2 separate regions of the Homo sapiens genome follow, and region 2 is linked to region 1. The links are chromatin loops, found by intact Hi-C in ENCODE. Cell type or tissue: PC-9. All regions are shown on one strand.

What was found. A loop is a pair of places that touch in the nucleus more often than their neighbours do. Peaks named below come from ENCODE experiments on the same cell type or tissue, not always from the same donor. Only the 100,000 strongest peaks of a DNase experiment are listed, where the experiment ranks them.
Region 2: it touches region 1 in a loop (14-fold over the local background); 7 of 110 quality-filtered maps call a loop at or near these places.

Annotation. Positions count from the first base shown.
Region 1 is chr18:34,783,149-34,791,148 of GRCh38, forward strand. All of the region lies in intron 3 of DTNA (dystrobrevin alpha), which reads left to right. Among named protein-coding and RNA genes, the nearest start is that of DTNA-AS1, 19 kb to the left of the region's middle. In PC-9, CTCF peaks have their summits at 4,957 (motif pointing left) and 5,156; no DNase peak of the experiment used is centred here.
Region 2 is chr18:33,834,995-33,842,994 of GRCh38, forward strand. No RefSeq gene overlaps it. Among named protein-coding and RNA genes, the nearest start is that of ASXL3, 260 kb to the left of the region's middle. RefSeq lists an enhancer at 1,819-2,762. In PC-9, CTCF peaks have their summits at 4,693 (motif pointing right) and 4,893; no DNase peak of the experiment used is centred here.

The DNA of each region.
Region 1 (8,000 bases):
TAATCCTTGGTATAATACTTTAAAAATAATGGGCTTAATAAATCCTTGTTCAATTGAATGTTTTTAGATTTAATTTATAGTGTGACAGCTACTGAGTCAACAATTTTCATACCTCACTTTGAATAACGATTCTGGTCTGCAGACACAATTTAAGGAATACTGAATACCTTTTCCTAATAGGCAATGGATGTACTACCAGGGCCTGTGAAGATTGGCATGATATTCAATTTGATTTTACACCAAAAATATGTTGTAGACCTTTTCATGAAGGTTTATTACATCATCTTAACCAGGAAATTAAAGTGAAACTAAAATGTTATCTCTGTAAGACATGATGCTTCTCTCTAAGGATCCTTAGCAAAGAGAACTACCTTGGAGATAAAAGCATGCTTTCAGAGCCAGAAAGACGTTGAGATTGGAAGCATAAAAACGCCTAGTGAGCTACTCAGCTGTTGTTTGGGTTCACATTTTATAAAGGTATAGCTCATGCTCACTAATGGAAAACAAATCTGAAGATTGTGCCTTTAGTAACATTTTCTTTCTGATTTCAATGTTTGGTTAATGTGGGTGATGGCGGATAGCTTCAGTGTAATCACATAAAAATGTATCTATTGACCCTGGAAAAGCATACCATTTAATTGAGTCCTTCTTCCCTAAAAGATTTTTAAATACCATTTTCTCATGATAAGAGGCCTGAACAAGGGCATAAAAATAAATTATTTATTTTAGAGCTCTTAACAACTAGGTAATTTGCACCTGGCTTTCTTGGCCACAGTGCTCCCAGGAAATTCCTCTGAATCAAAGGAGCATCTCTATTCTTCCTGTCTCTTGTCTAACTCCATTCTTTAAGTTGTGCTCCATAGCAGTGGTTCTCAAACTTTATTGTCTAACAAAATCATCTAAGAAGCTGATTATACCTAGGGATGCCCTGGCCACACTCTAGACCTATGGATTCAAACTCGATAGTTTGAGACCCACTTATGGCTCTAAAGAACAGCCCGGGTTTCCACCACCATACCTCTTAGCTTTAGATGGGGCTCTGAATTAACTCACATAGTAGTCTGAAAATGAAATTAAACATTTAACTTTAGGAGATTCAAATCTTTAATAAAATATAAAAACAAAGATATTCCCTCATTGAAAAATTAAGAGTGTTATATACTGGGCAGTATAAATGAATAGTTATAGACCCTGCTTTCCTCTAAGCTCCAACACAAATTTCTCTGGTTCTAGGTCAATATAAAATCTAAATGCACCATCATCGTTCTTTGCTCTGTGCCATTGCTCACTGAACCCACTTCTTCCTGGAATATCCTTCCCTCCTTATCCCCATCTATGCACTTTCTGCTGTGTTTTAGGAATCAACTTGAGCCTTACCTCCTCTTCCAAATCTTTACATAGTTTCCAGCCCATAAAGCATTCCTGTATTTTGAGCTCCTGTAGCACTTTTCTTTTTAATCTGCACTGTGGATGTGGGCTTTGGATAACACAGTGTCTTGTGGTGATCTTCAGTTAGGTCATCTGAGTGTGTCTTTCCCCATGAGACTTACAATCTTTTTTGTAGTCAGGCTCTCATATTTTGTTAAATCACCAATAACATCAACCATAATGCATTGTAGAGCCTTAAAAATGCTGGTTGGATTTAATTTCTTTGAAACTATTATGGAATCTAGCTGCTTGTTCCATTTCCCAACTCTGTGTGTATATGCATATGGCAATCTTTCTCCATATGTTACAGCCTGCATGTATGATTGATGCATGGCAACTAGTGATACACTGAAATATTCTTTTTTTTTTTTTTTTGAGATGGAGTCTTGCTCTGTCGCCCAGGCTGGAGTGCAGTGGTGCGATCTTGGCCCGGTTTCACACCATTCTCCTGCCTCAGCCTCCCGAGTAGCTGGGACTATAGGCGCCCACCACCACGCCCAGCTAATTTTTGTATTTTTAGTAGAGACAGGGTTTCACCGTGTTAGCCAGGATGGTCTCAATCTCCTGACCTCATGATCCGCCCTCCTCAGCCTCCCAAAGTGCCAGGATTATAGGCGTGAGCCACCACACCGGCCCCTGAAATATTTGATTTGAAATTGAACTAAACTCGTAATCACTGTGATACAGTCTCTCATGGATTTATAACATCATTTCATCCACTAAAGGGAAAACAAACCTCAAGTTATAGAAGAAAGCTCATATTAAGGGACAAATATATTTATACCAGACAGAGTGAGGCAAAGAATTGAAAGAATTTTTGTGAGTGGAAAATTTTTATAATTCTACCTGAATATGAGAGTAAATTTTAATGCCTCTCTGTTTGCTCTCAAAAATAAGAATAATGCCTAAAATTTATATAGTACTTTATATTTTACTCTTTTCCCATGTACATTTTCACTGTTCCTCAGAACTCTATCAGAAAGGATATTATTATTCCCATTGTACAAATGAAGAAACACTTGAATCCCAGTGTCTCAGTTCATGTTTCTCTATAAGAGAATATAAATAGTATGTATATATAAATGTCAAATCCCATTGTATACCTCTGAATATATACAATTTTTATATGCCAATTGAATATTTTGAAATCTAAAAGGAGAGAAAATAGATTATTATTGCATGCTCAATGCACTTATTTAATATCTCTATCTCCTCCCTCTCCGACACACATGTAAGTTCTGTGTGATTAGGGACCTATTTTGTACACTCCAATTCTAGAAACCAGAACAGCACTGCAACACAATAAGGACTGAATAAACACTTATTGTATGAGAGAAGTTATAAGACTAAGATGGAAGACTACAAAATGCAGCCAGTGAGCAGCTTAGGGTAATGAGTCTCAGGAACCTAGTGTCACTCCTGACATTCTCAAGGGGCTAAGTTCCTCTCCCTACCTCCTCACACCCCAGTTCTGTGAAGCCTGGCCCACATGTGAGCTCCTTAAAAGCAATTTTTTCTTAAAGTCTACTTGGTGCTTAGAATACTGAATGAAACTTTCCATTTGAGAGTTGTCGTAGGAACAAGACAATGCTTATATGCGTGTTCATCTGTTCATTCTAAGGACATTGGAACTTTGTTTGATAACTAAAAGAATGAGTCTCCATAATTAACTTTTCTACAAGCTAGCAAATGTATTTTAAGAATCTGCTATATGAAAGAACATAATATGGCACTTCAAACCCGGTGTGTAAACTAATCAGAAATACTACCTGAACTTTGTTCTTGTACTCTGAAGAGTGTAATTGCAATGGAAATTCATGCCGGGAATATTGCACTGAAGGTCAGGAAATTTACATCTAGGGAGGGGAGAACTGAATGCATTTTCAGGAGAAACTATTTATCTTTGTTGCTATGGGGATTCCTGCATATATCTGCATATCTCAAAGAGGGGAAAACAAGTCATAACAGAAACCTCAGACACCAGTCACCCTCACTTTAAGCACGGAGGGCAGGGTGGAGATTGAGGGAGCATGCGCATGGATATACACACACACACACAAAACCACACACAACACTGTCTACGCACAAGAAGATATATGTATTCCCAATAGCAGATCAACAGATTATATCCAATTTCCAGCATAACTACAATTTCCTGTTCTCCTAATTAAAGCACATCATAATGCAATGAGTGACCTTCTTAGGGATTAAGCCTCAAACCCTTCTAAAATAATATGTATATATATCCTTATACAAATCACTGTTAAACTGCATAAATTAATTTATGGTAATCAGCTTCTTGCAATACACCTCACAACCTACGAAGACATTTCAGGCTGTCTTGATGCCAAAGGACTGAGAACTACTGACTTCAAGAAGCGCTTCTTATACTTAAATGTGAATACAAACTGCCTAGATATGTTGTTAAAATGCAGATTACGATTTTCTAGGTCTGTGTGGGAGCCTAAGAGATGCAGCATTTCTAAATAGCCTGTGTTTTGTTACTACAAGTGTGATGTTGGACCACCAGTATCACCAGGAATCCATTTTACATCCTTGCAGGTGATTCCATTGTGAAGCCACAGTTAAGGATCACTATTCCATAATGACTAAAGCTAAGTCACTATAATTGTCTACTGACCTTTCTCAGCTGCAAGCCCTTTGAAAACCTTCTAAAAGTTTATAATCAGTGGTTGTCAGAATCACCTGGAGAGTTTTGTCAAAACCCTTTTCCACTCTTTTATATTTTGGACTCAGGAGGTGGTAGAGTCTGGGTTTGAGAATTTTGAGATCATCAAATGCTTTAGAAAAAGAACATCATGCTTAGATTCAGAAACTTGGACCCAGCCTCAGGGATTCAAGAAAGGCTGGCCCTGGATAAATCATAAAATAGACTAAATCTTGAAGTTGTCTTTTTGATATTTTTCTCCCCCATATTTTATCTAACTTATATGATTCTACTATTTCTAATAAAGTTTATGACATCAGCCATCTCTATCTAGATATAACTAGGTTTGTCATTTTAGCACTTTTCCTACGGATGCTTGGATTTAAGTCATCTCTGTGAATGAAGGACTCCATCTCCCATTAAAATAGTGCAAGATGTCAGAAAACACATTAAAAATATCTCTTGAGATAAACAAACTCTCCTTTACCCATCTGCAACTCTCCCCCCAACACCCGAACCTAGCCCTTTTCTACCTGAGATTGCCTGGATTTATAGAAAACCATTGAAGCTTTGTCTATTTCCATTTATGTATGTAAAGACAAATCTTAGGTCTTAATAATTAATGCCTGAAATCAACACTATTATCGTTACTTTTAAGATTCCATGAAGAACTAAATATTAGGTTAAGAATGCATTTTGTCTATTCTCGATGTGGTTATTGTTAACTAAGGAATTTCGTTATGCAAACCGTTGCCTTTCCTAGTATATTAATGTAAAATATATGCAACTGTATAGATGAGGGAATTCCTCCTATCTCCTGTGCCTAGTAGCAGGTGCTCTATTAATGGACGACTGGTTTGATAGCTATTTAGTAAAATGCGCGCAGTGCCATCTAGTGGTTCATAGTCATTATTACACAACCTAAATGTCATCTAAAATGATTTAACTAGCACAGCAGTAAGCAACATATTTATACAACTGTCAGACTTTTAAAACAAACTTCTTAATAACTTCTTAATGAATCTCAACTTAGCATTTCTCAGTGTCACTATTTAAATAAACAAAAGGCTTATGTTACTTAAATTTCTCAATAACTAATGTATACTGAATGCTTATTATACAATGCTTATTATAAGCACTATGTGGAGTGCTTTATGTGAAGTATCTCATTTGACCCCCCCAAAACAACAATGTAGTAGAGAAAATAGTATTGTCCTCATTTTACAGGCGAGGAAACTGAAACCTAAGGAAGTTAAGTGACTTGCCCAAGGTCATAGGGACAGTCAGTAGGGGACCCCAGCCACTGCCCCGGTTCCTGCACCTTCTGCACTATGCTTACACCTCCCAAGGTAGTCGCCAATGAAATAAAGTTTCCATGAAACCTTTGTGAAAGATAGCCTCCTCACCAGGTTTCTAATGACCCGATATGGTAAAATCAACTTAAACTCCACTAACTCAAAATTTATGACAACAAAACTAAGTGTCTGCTTTTGTGGCTGCAATGCACTTTGTGATTCTTTTACTTCACCCACATAATACGTCATCAAGATTATGGGTTGATTAATTTATTGAAATTGGGATACTTGGCTAAAATTTAGTTTTGGACTCACAGATCTTATAAATTAGTAGTAGAATAGTATGGCTTTAGATCAGAGTGTATTTAGTTATTTTATCACAAATAGCTCATTTCTTGATCATCTATTATGTAAATACACGTTCTCTTTTAATCTCACTATAACTGCCTCTGGATGGCATTCGTTTCCTCATTTTAAAAAAGGAATAATACAATGTATAAACAAAATATTATTACATTTTATTTTTATTAATAAAATTTGCCCAGTTTTGCAGTTATTTCCAGAGCCAGGAATGAAACCTTAATCTCTGTGGCTGCAAAATCTGAATTCTTTCCACTATGCCACCACTGGAAAATAAGGGGTACAATGTGCGTGACTGCAGTTTTTTCTGCATAGTACCACCTTGTAGACAAAAATACCACCATCCCTTACTGGAACTAAAACAATATGCTCCAACTACTTCCCACTGTGTGCCTGTCCGTCTCCGCTCCTTTCTTCCCTTAAAGTCAGAAATGACATTTTTAAGCTGCATTCCTGATCATGTTGCTGTCCTACTTAAAACCCATGTCTTCATACTCAGCATAAAGAGCCAAATCCTTATTGTAGTTATGGTGCTCCTGCAACCTTATCTTGTTCTGGCCCAATCAAGACCATATCGTAATCCCATTTTATACCTAGCATGCTATATGTCACAGTATGTCACTATTTCTGATCACCCGTTTGTGTGATTGTGTGAGTCATGTCTGTATTCCCACCAGACTGTTAGCTCCCATAGGCAGGAACCACATCTATATTGTTTGTATTGAGTCCTCACAATCTACCATAGTGTTTGCATATAATTATGAAAACTAGTTTTACTTAAATCATTTTTAATTATCTATTCTCACAGTTAGCCAGAATTATTTTATTTTTCATGAAATATTTTTCTTTTACGTTCCTTATATTAGGACCTTCAATATGTAAGCACATAAATGCAGCATATTTATGTTTAATAACTTTCATATAATTTCTAGGTATTTGATTATAATAATAAACAACTATTGTCTCCTACATGACATGCCCTATTCCAAGTGTTTTACAGGCATTATTTTATTCAGCTGTCATAGTAATCATCCGAAAGTAGATGCTATTTTCAGTTCCACTTTTCTAACATGAAGATTCAGAGAAGTTAATTAGACTGACAGTATACCTAGGATTCAAACCAGTGTCTCTGTGATTCTTCATGACTATGCCTTATTGCATTTTAGAAAGCAAATGCATCCTTAGAAAACCCTGTTTCACTGTTGAGTCATTTCTTTGTCATTCTCTCATTTAGTCAAAAGACATTTACCAAGTTCCTATGTGTAAGGATGTGTAAGGCAGTGTGAGGGGCACTAGGGGTGTGAACAGTTATCACAATAGACACAGCCTTGTCCTGTGCCACATGCAACGCAGAATGGGAAACAGACAAACTGTTGGTCTACACAAGAGTGCCCACTACATGCTGTGATGGGGAAGGACAGAGCTCTAAGGTGGTGCATGCAAGGGGTATAAAACCCGGAGACAGGGTTTCTGATCCAGCCCAGAAAGATATCCTTGAGGAAGTAATGTTGACGCCAAGGTATAGTAGATGAGATGTAGATGAGAAGTACACAGGGGCTAGATGAAAAAAGAAAAGAAAGAAAAAAAACTTCAATCCTTGTTTAGATTTCAAATTAATGGGAAGTTATTAAAGGACTTTAAGCAGCATACTATATATATATATATATATTTTTTTTTTTTTTTTTTTTTTGAGACGGAGTCTCGCTCTGTTGCCCAGGTTGGAGTGCAGTGGCGCAATCTTGGCTCACTGCAAGCTCCGCCTCCCGGCTTCACGCCATTCTCCAAGCAGCATACAATTTTAAGCAGCATACAAGTGATATGTCAAATTACGGTTTAGAAATCACACTCTGGCTGCAGTGAGTAGAAAGGGAGTACAGAAAGAATGAAAAAAGAACTGACTCAGCCAAACAGTAAGCGTGATAGCATTGGGTAACGAAATTGGGTGGTGGCAATAAAGGTTCATGGAAATGGTGGGATTACAGTGATGTTTAGGAGATATACAGTCCATAGGACTAGGTCATTGATAGAACCCAGAAAGTAAATCTCCCTGGAGGGAGAATAGGCAGCGGGAGGATGGTGGCATTCACCAAGGAAGGGAATCCCAGAGCCGGCAAGGGGAGAGATGAGTATGGGCTGCTCACCCTGAGGCTGAAGTACCCAAAGAACCCTTACATGGGCATGCCTATGTGGGAACCCTTATGTGGGCCACTCCTGTGGTCACTCCCATGGGCCTGGATAATTCCACCACT
Region 2 (8,000 bases), 950 kb before region 1:
TTGACCACATCTATTTATTTGGCATTAAAATCCAATTTATTATTTTGCCTCAAATTTTTGTTGTTGTTTGTTTGTTGTTTTGGTATATCATTGACCATTCTTCCTCAAATAATCTGTCCTTCAATAAAACTTCTTACCATTGTTAACCTAAACAATGCATTTCCTGTAGTGACAGTGTCTGTTTTCCTTGTTGAACTCCTTACATCTGTGAAAACTCAGCTTACTTTCCATGAAAATACTTTCTTGAAGAGTCCCACACTTTCGAAGTTTCAGTTGTACTGTGCCATAACTATTTTATTACTTAACATTTTGTAGTATAAAAATCAATTTATAAATTTTTGGCCAGGCACGGTGGCTCACACCTGTAATCTCAACACTTTGGGAGGCCGAGGCGGGTTCAAGTGATTATCCTGCCTCAACCTCCCGAGGAGCTGGGAGTACAGGTGCATGCCACCATACCAGGCTAATTTTTTGTATTTTTAGTATTTGAGCCAAGATTGTGCCATTGTACTCCTGCCTGGGCCACAGAGTGAGACTCCGTCTCAAAAAACAAATACATAAATAAATAAAAATAAACAAATAAATAAATATGAATTTATAAATTTTTATTGCTTCCAATGCTTTCCTCAATTACGCAATATAAATAAAACCTAACCTATTGAGTGTTTGTGAGGATTAAGTGAATCAATCTTTAGACAAGTATTGGATACAAAAGTACACACAGTAATGTTTGCTATGGTCATGACCATGAGGATCATCACGGTGATGATGATGATGTAGCGACGCAGACTTGAGGGTATTGTTCGATCCATAAATAGTAGAGACACTTGAGGTTTGAGAGGGAAATCCAGGAGAGAGGAGACAAAATTTAGTGAAGTTAGGAAGATTAAAACCACACTGTTGATAGTATAGGGAAAGAGGAATGAAAAAAAAACAGGCATATCTGGTTAAAACTTTTAAGTATTTTGTCGGTAATTCTGTGATCTAACTTCCCCTTGTTCCCATATTCCAAATGAGACTGTAAAATATGATTACAATTAAAATTTTGGTTTTAGAGATTTCCTCCTGGGTTGTGAGAAGAGGTACTGAGTCCTGCTTCAGTGTGGTGTGGGGCACAAATAACATTTACAAGTGGGGATTGCTGACTTTACATCGCAGACTGCCTCTTCTTCTAACAAATGAGTCCTGTGAGGCATATCTTTTTTACCCCTCTTTATAGCACTTACCATTCCAGCTTTCACCACTGAAGAGGGAAAAATAACAAGGATGATAAATAAAAATAAAATTATCAGCCCCAGGACCAACTATACAGACCCCCCGCCCCCAACGACCAACCTTTGGCCGAAGGGACACAAGAAAAACCTTAAAACCGAGTTCATGGCCATGACAGAATGGGAAGTCCCACACACCTTGTTATCTCCCCTCACTCCCTAGTTGACATGAGGTTTTCTTCCCTAAAAGCTAAGCAGAAACCAGCCCTTTTCAAGAGATTCCACTGTGGATATCAACCAACCGCTTGGCTACTGCCCCTCCTTTTGCAGTTTTGGCACACTAACCAACCAGCCTTTCTTCTTGATAAGAGACCACCAAGGAAGCAGTAGTTCTGACCAGTCTTCAGAGGATGCACAGCAAAAACTTTCCTCTCTTCCGCTTCACTTTTCGACATCAGAGGGCCAAATACTCTACCCTTGGTAGAGACATGAAGCCCAGTTGTACATTCACATGTTTCTCCATTCATAAATATTCATGACTCCTTCTATAGACGATTGAATATGTATATTTGCCCACCTCATTCAGCATAAATCCCTGTTCTAGTTGGCTGAGCCCCAGTGTATCTGTTTCTGGCTTCTGGCCAGAGGCTACACTTCCCCGACTGTCAGAATGGCTACCCTGGGGGCTGCAACACTTTATGAGAATTAAAGCTCTCCTTTCCAAATGTATGAACCTCATCATTTTTGAGTTGACAAAGAATATTAGAGTTTGTCTCTGAACTACCAAAAGTGAAGCCACTGGCATCCCAAGACTTGATTTTTCTTTTCTTTCCACTCTTAAAACACATTTCTTACCCTGTGGGTATTCCTGACTGGTATTCTGAGCCACATTCAGTTTGCTGATAGTCAACAGGGATAATGTATGCTTTTTTGCTTTCTTTCTCTATTACTAATCCCATTGCCATCCCCACTCAATATCTCCAATAAAACAGCCTTGTTGCCTCAATTTCTGATGCCTCTTTTATTACAACTCTTTATCAACTTACTATGTCTGTCTCAGGTACTTTCCCTTTGAAACTTGGGACACTTTCTTAAGGCTGATCTGAGAAAATAAAAGTAATGCTTTTTGTTATGCAGCCCAAATGTTCCCTCTCCAGCAATTAAGTACTCAGGGCAGAGGCTTTGATGAGTTACCTGCATTTATTTGGAGAAGGCACTCTCCAGGAGGTAAAGCTGGTCTTTGTTCATCATTTGTGTTTGAGAGCTTAAGTCCTGGAGTTATCTATCTATTTCAACAACTTTTATCCCCATTTCTCCCAGGAGGCTTCTAAGAGTCTCCAGCAAACCAGATCAACCTGTTCTGATGAACTTGCACTCTGTACTGATTTCCCTCTTGCACCTTTTAACTAGAATTGGGCTTTGCAGAAGAGAAGCTTGATTTCAAATTATTCCCAGCACAGTGCCAGTAGAGTATAGCTGCTCTTTGCTCCATTCCTTATCCATGTGAGTCTTAATGAGCATGGAAACCTATCAACATATTTGACATGTTAAGAGGTACCTCTTTATATGCATGTATTAAACCGTTAACACCTATATGTCATCCAAGAAGTCTCATATGAAGACAAGATTTTTTTTTAAATTCTGGATTTTCTTGCACATGGAAGATGTCATATTCTAAGACGTGCTTTCTGAAATTGATGTGACCTAATTTAGGAGTATTTTATAAAGCAGAAAATTAAGTAATCTGGACTGAAATAATTGACCAAAGAGGCCAAGTTCAGTTTAGTCCACCTAATAAATAATTTCATTCTTGTTCATTTCCTTAAAATAGTTCATCAGCTTATATTAATAAAAATGATATGAAACAGAGCAATTATAATAAATAAGTAAATTGAGGAAGAGAGAGAAAGAAGAAGCAGGTGTCTGGAATCAGTTACAGCGAAAGAATTGACATGTAGCTCTGAGCCTTCTGTCAACAGGGTAGGATGCAGAAACAAATTTGGGTTGCAGCTGACATCTCTCAAAGGCTGTGTGCCAAGTCTGGTTCCAAGGGACTTTTTAACATATGAACTTCTTTTACTTTCACAATTGCCCTATGAGGCAGGTACTATTGACACCCACATTTTACAGATGAGGAAACTAAGACAAAGGAAGTTAACATAACTAGCTCAAGGTAACATGGTACAAGAGAGAGTTGGAATCTGAATTTAGGCAATGTGACTCTATGGTTTATGCTATTAACCATAATGGTTCTTCTTGCTATCTACTAAGAGTTCACCAATAGATAAAAGCTTTTCCTTGCCCTGATTCTAAGATAACCTTACTTGGTAGAGCCGTGGACTTGGTAATGTAATGGAAACATGGAAATCAAAAATATGATGCTGGTTTTCCCAAAGAAATGATACATTCTTTACAAGCAAATTCTTTTGTTACTCCTTTAGAGAGAGAGCATTAACCTACAGTTCGGAGACATAGACACTTTGTTTTGTGGTGTTGGAACTTAGCACAGGGTCAGAATTTAAAGGTACTGGAAGATATCTCAGTTAACCTGTCTTGCTCATATTAGATGTTTTAAGCGAGATTTTGGAAGCACCTGCTTCAAATCAGTGTATAGTTGGCTTATTTAGCTAATGCTTTAAAAGATGTAGGGCATATTGTTGATTAAAGAAAAAAATTATATACTGGTAGAGGTCAGTATGCTGGTTTATAGGATGGTGTTCTTATCTAAGTAAGCGCAGGGTAATGGGGTAGGGATAGCTTGCTTTATCTTGACATACACGTGAGGTTTGGTAGGGTGAGTTGTGAAACTGGAAGGGACACATGAGGCCAGAAGAAAACATTAAGGTCAGGTGTAACTAATCAGTCTTCTCTATAAAAGAAACTTAGTATCTTATACAATATGCATTTTTAAAATCAGGGACTTTATATATTTTATTATTATATTTATTATATCAGACATGACATTTACTCTATGAATTAAAAGTTAAAGATATTGCACTAAATATGAGTTAATACAAGTAAATATGAATATATGCTATCTCTAATTTTCAGAAGTTTAATTTTTAGAAGTTTAACTTAGATAGCCTTTCCAATTATATTCTTCAACAGAGTGTCAGATGATAAGAACTGAGGTGCAGAGTTAATTATTAAACAAATCACACTTTAAAAATACTTCTACAGAAATAAAAGATTAATTTTGTTTTCAAAACGTGTCCTATATATAGGTTTGCTTTTCTCTTTATTTTACTGGTAGCCATCTTGTACTCCACTTGCTTTGCTATTTATTTACTCTGGAAGTAGAAAGGAATGTGGGGCAGGGAAGAGCAGTTGTAACATGTAATTTACTCCAGCAAAAAGAAAAATTGTGTTTCTTGGTAAAAAAAAAAAAGCTTCAGTGCTCTTTTGCTAGTCCCTGTTTGTCATTACTCTCTCTTCCAGTAGAGGGCAGGATGTAGCAATCTGTGAACTCACACTTCTAAGGGGTTAAATGAGGAGGAGTATCATGCTCATTTCGAGTTGCTGTTTAAGTAATTAAAAAGCTGGGTTTTTTTTTCGTGGTGTATATGATCCTGGTTTCTTCCACTGAATCCCCTAAAGAGATATTGTGATAATTTTCAAAATACCGCATTGCAATAAATCAACACCTACCCCAGTTCTCCTCTAGAATGCTTCCAAGGATTTCAAAAAAGAATTTTCCACCGTTGGCAAATAAGCAAGACAAATTTTGCTATGCATTACAGTCTATATTCAGATGTTGTATTTTAGGACAAGAAAACAATATAAACGTTTATTATTAACTAAGAGGAGCCACACAGCAAATGCTTGCTGAACAGTGACACTTGTGCCTGGCATGCTCCCAGCTCTTGGGCTACAGATGCAAATGGAAGAGAAACTCTGCCGGCAAGGATCCTGCATTCCACTGAGAGGAGAAAAACAATCCAAACAGAAATGGCCAAATAAATAAAATAATTTCAAGCACTTATAATTACTGGAATAAAAATGAAATAGGGTACACAATGTTGGGGTAGCCAGATTATCAGGAAAGACTCTTTGGGGACTGAGAGTCAGTTCCCCAAATTGCATATGGACTGCTTTCCCATAGCACATTTTTTTAGGGTCATGTTTTGGCACTAAGAACAACTTTTCCCATTAAAAGTGTAACATGGTGATTATATCCCTAGCACAGCTCATAAAAGACTCGCAGTCAGAAAACATAAACAAAGTACTGTTTGAATTCCGGATGTCTGCTTTAAACAGATCCCTTGACCTGTCTAACACTCTTCCCCTGCAATATCATGATCATAACAACTGGGAAGGTTATTGAGAACATTAAAGATAATGCACAAGGGAGCCAAGTAAAGTACCTGGCATACAGTAGTGGTGGAGAGCTATAATCTATAATATAATCCTCTAGACAAACATTTTCTATAAAGGACCAGATAATAAATATTTTTGGTTTTGTGGGCCATATCATCTTTCTTGTATCTACTCACTCAATTCTACTGTTATTGCGTGAAAACAACTATAAGCAGCATGTAATAAATGAGCATGGTTGTGTTCCAATAAAACTTTATTTACAATAATGGGAGGCAGGCTAAATTTGGTCCACTGGCCTTAATTTTATGACCCTTGTTCGGAATATATGCATAGTTATGACTATATTGATAAAAGTATAAGTAATTGGAGTACATTATAATGCAATTTAACTCCCAAATATAGCAATAATTGTGTGATAAGAAGCATTTACTGATCTTTTTCAGTGTGCCAAAAATATGTCTCTACTCAGTCCAAGAGATAGGAACACTCCCAACTACCCAGTGTTTTCTGTTATAAACCAGAAGAGATTTACTGCCTGGGCCATCCTTTCCTCACAGGAGAGCTGCTAAGGGATAGAGTGGGGTCTCTAGGGAGAGAGCTGGGTGCTTTATTTGTGAAAAAGTAGGAGCCATGGATCTAAGAGCTTCTCCACAAAATAACTTTCTAGGAACATGTCTCAATTCTGGGCTCTCAGGCCATCACTTAATTTTTCCTCAAACATGTCCACTTATTGGCCCATCTCTTCCCTTTCTCTGGTCCAGGTTAGAACTTCTAAAGCAATCAAGTTGCCTCAGCATCACCTGGGAGAGCTTAGCTTACTAGATGAGAGCTTGCTGTGACCTAACTACACTATCATGCCCATCCCCCACCCCACCTACCCCCCTCTCTGATTTCAGATACAGCTGTGATGGCCCTCAGGCGTCTAAATTTTAACACATATCACCCTAGGTCCTCCAGCTGATACTGAGAAATACTACTCCAGGGTAAAGAATTGTTTGGCATCAGGGGATGTGGATTAGCACAAAGTGAGGAAGTGAGGGCTGCTTTGGGAAGCAGAGGTTGCACTGAGCCGAGATGGCACCACTGTGTTCCAGCCTGGGTGACAAAGCAAGACTCCGTCTCAAAAGAAAAAAAAAAAAAAGAAAGTGAGGGCTCCTTCTTCTGAAGGAGAAGCAAGAATCACCTGCCTTCACACGGTAATTCTGCCACCACAGACACTTCTCATTGCCTGAAATATTCAGCTGAGTACCCAGAGAAGCACACTGGGGAAGTGAGAGAGATAAGAGAGGATGAGGAGAGAGAGAAGTAGAAGCCCACAGAAAAAGCCTGTGGACTGCTGGGCTGTCTTACCTTAATTTGTTCTTGAGGCTTGACCCAGCCCACAGTGTCTGGCACAGTGCTAGGCGCTATCTATTCATTGTGGCTGAAGAGCGGGGGTGTTTTATGCTAGTCATGAGAGAAAGCTTAACTGTTTTCACAATTAAGATGTGCTTATATCGCACACTTCTTCTCTCGCCTTCCCCACACAAAAAGGAAATAAATTAAAATATTAGTCAAAATTAATACAGCTGACACTTTGTGAGAAATACTGCTTTAGGATAAAGAATTGTTTAGGATCAGAGAGATACAGAATGGCGTTAAAATGGTATAATTTTACAATTAGAGAATAAACGAGATTTGGCATGTTTATTTGTGTTCATGTTGAACTTGTTTTGTTTTCTAATCATAAGTTGAAGCTGTATGTAAATTTTAGGATTTTTCACTGATATGCAATAAATTGTTAGAGGAAGGAGAGCCTGGAAGCTAAGTTTCTGCTACTTTTTAGTTGAATGATATTGGAAAAGCTAATTTTGTCTTCCTGTGCTTTAGATTTCTCATCTGTAATATGAAAATAATGCTACCTCCCTAATAAACATGATAAAGGTGTAAGAAGTTCTACTCGCTAAGAGTAGACACATAGCGCACAAGGAATGCTAGCTATTGTAAACCAGTAAGCGTCTGAGACAGGTCTCAATCAATTTAGAGGTTTCTTTTGCCAAGATTGAGGATACACCTGGGAAAAAGAGATGCAAGTTATAGTAGGATCTGTGGCCTGTGATCCAAAGAGGGTTTTGAGGACTTCAGTATTTAAAGGGGAAAAAGCAGGCACGAGGAGAAAGAGAAACAGTCAATTATGCATCTATCACTAGCTCAGTAAATCTGCATTTTACATATGATAAAGTAAACATAGAGCAGAGGAAAAAGTCAAATATGCATCTGTCTTGGAGTGGGCTGAGGGATGATTTCTAGTCTTGTCTTTTCCCTATACTTGTGAAAATAAGGTGTGCATTTACATTGCCAGGATGAGGGAGGCTACCTGAGGTAATATATGGCCTTCTGTCTTGCAGCTATCTGTGTAGGAACAAAAGGAGGGCAGAGTTTTGCATGGCTCCCTTTTGCAGCTTAACTTTTCCCTTTTGCAGCTTAACTTTT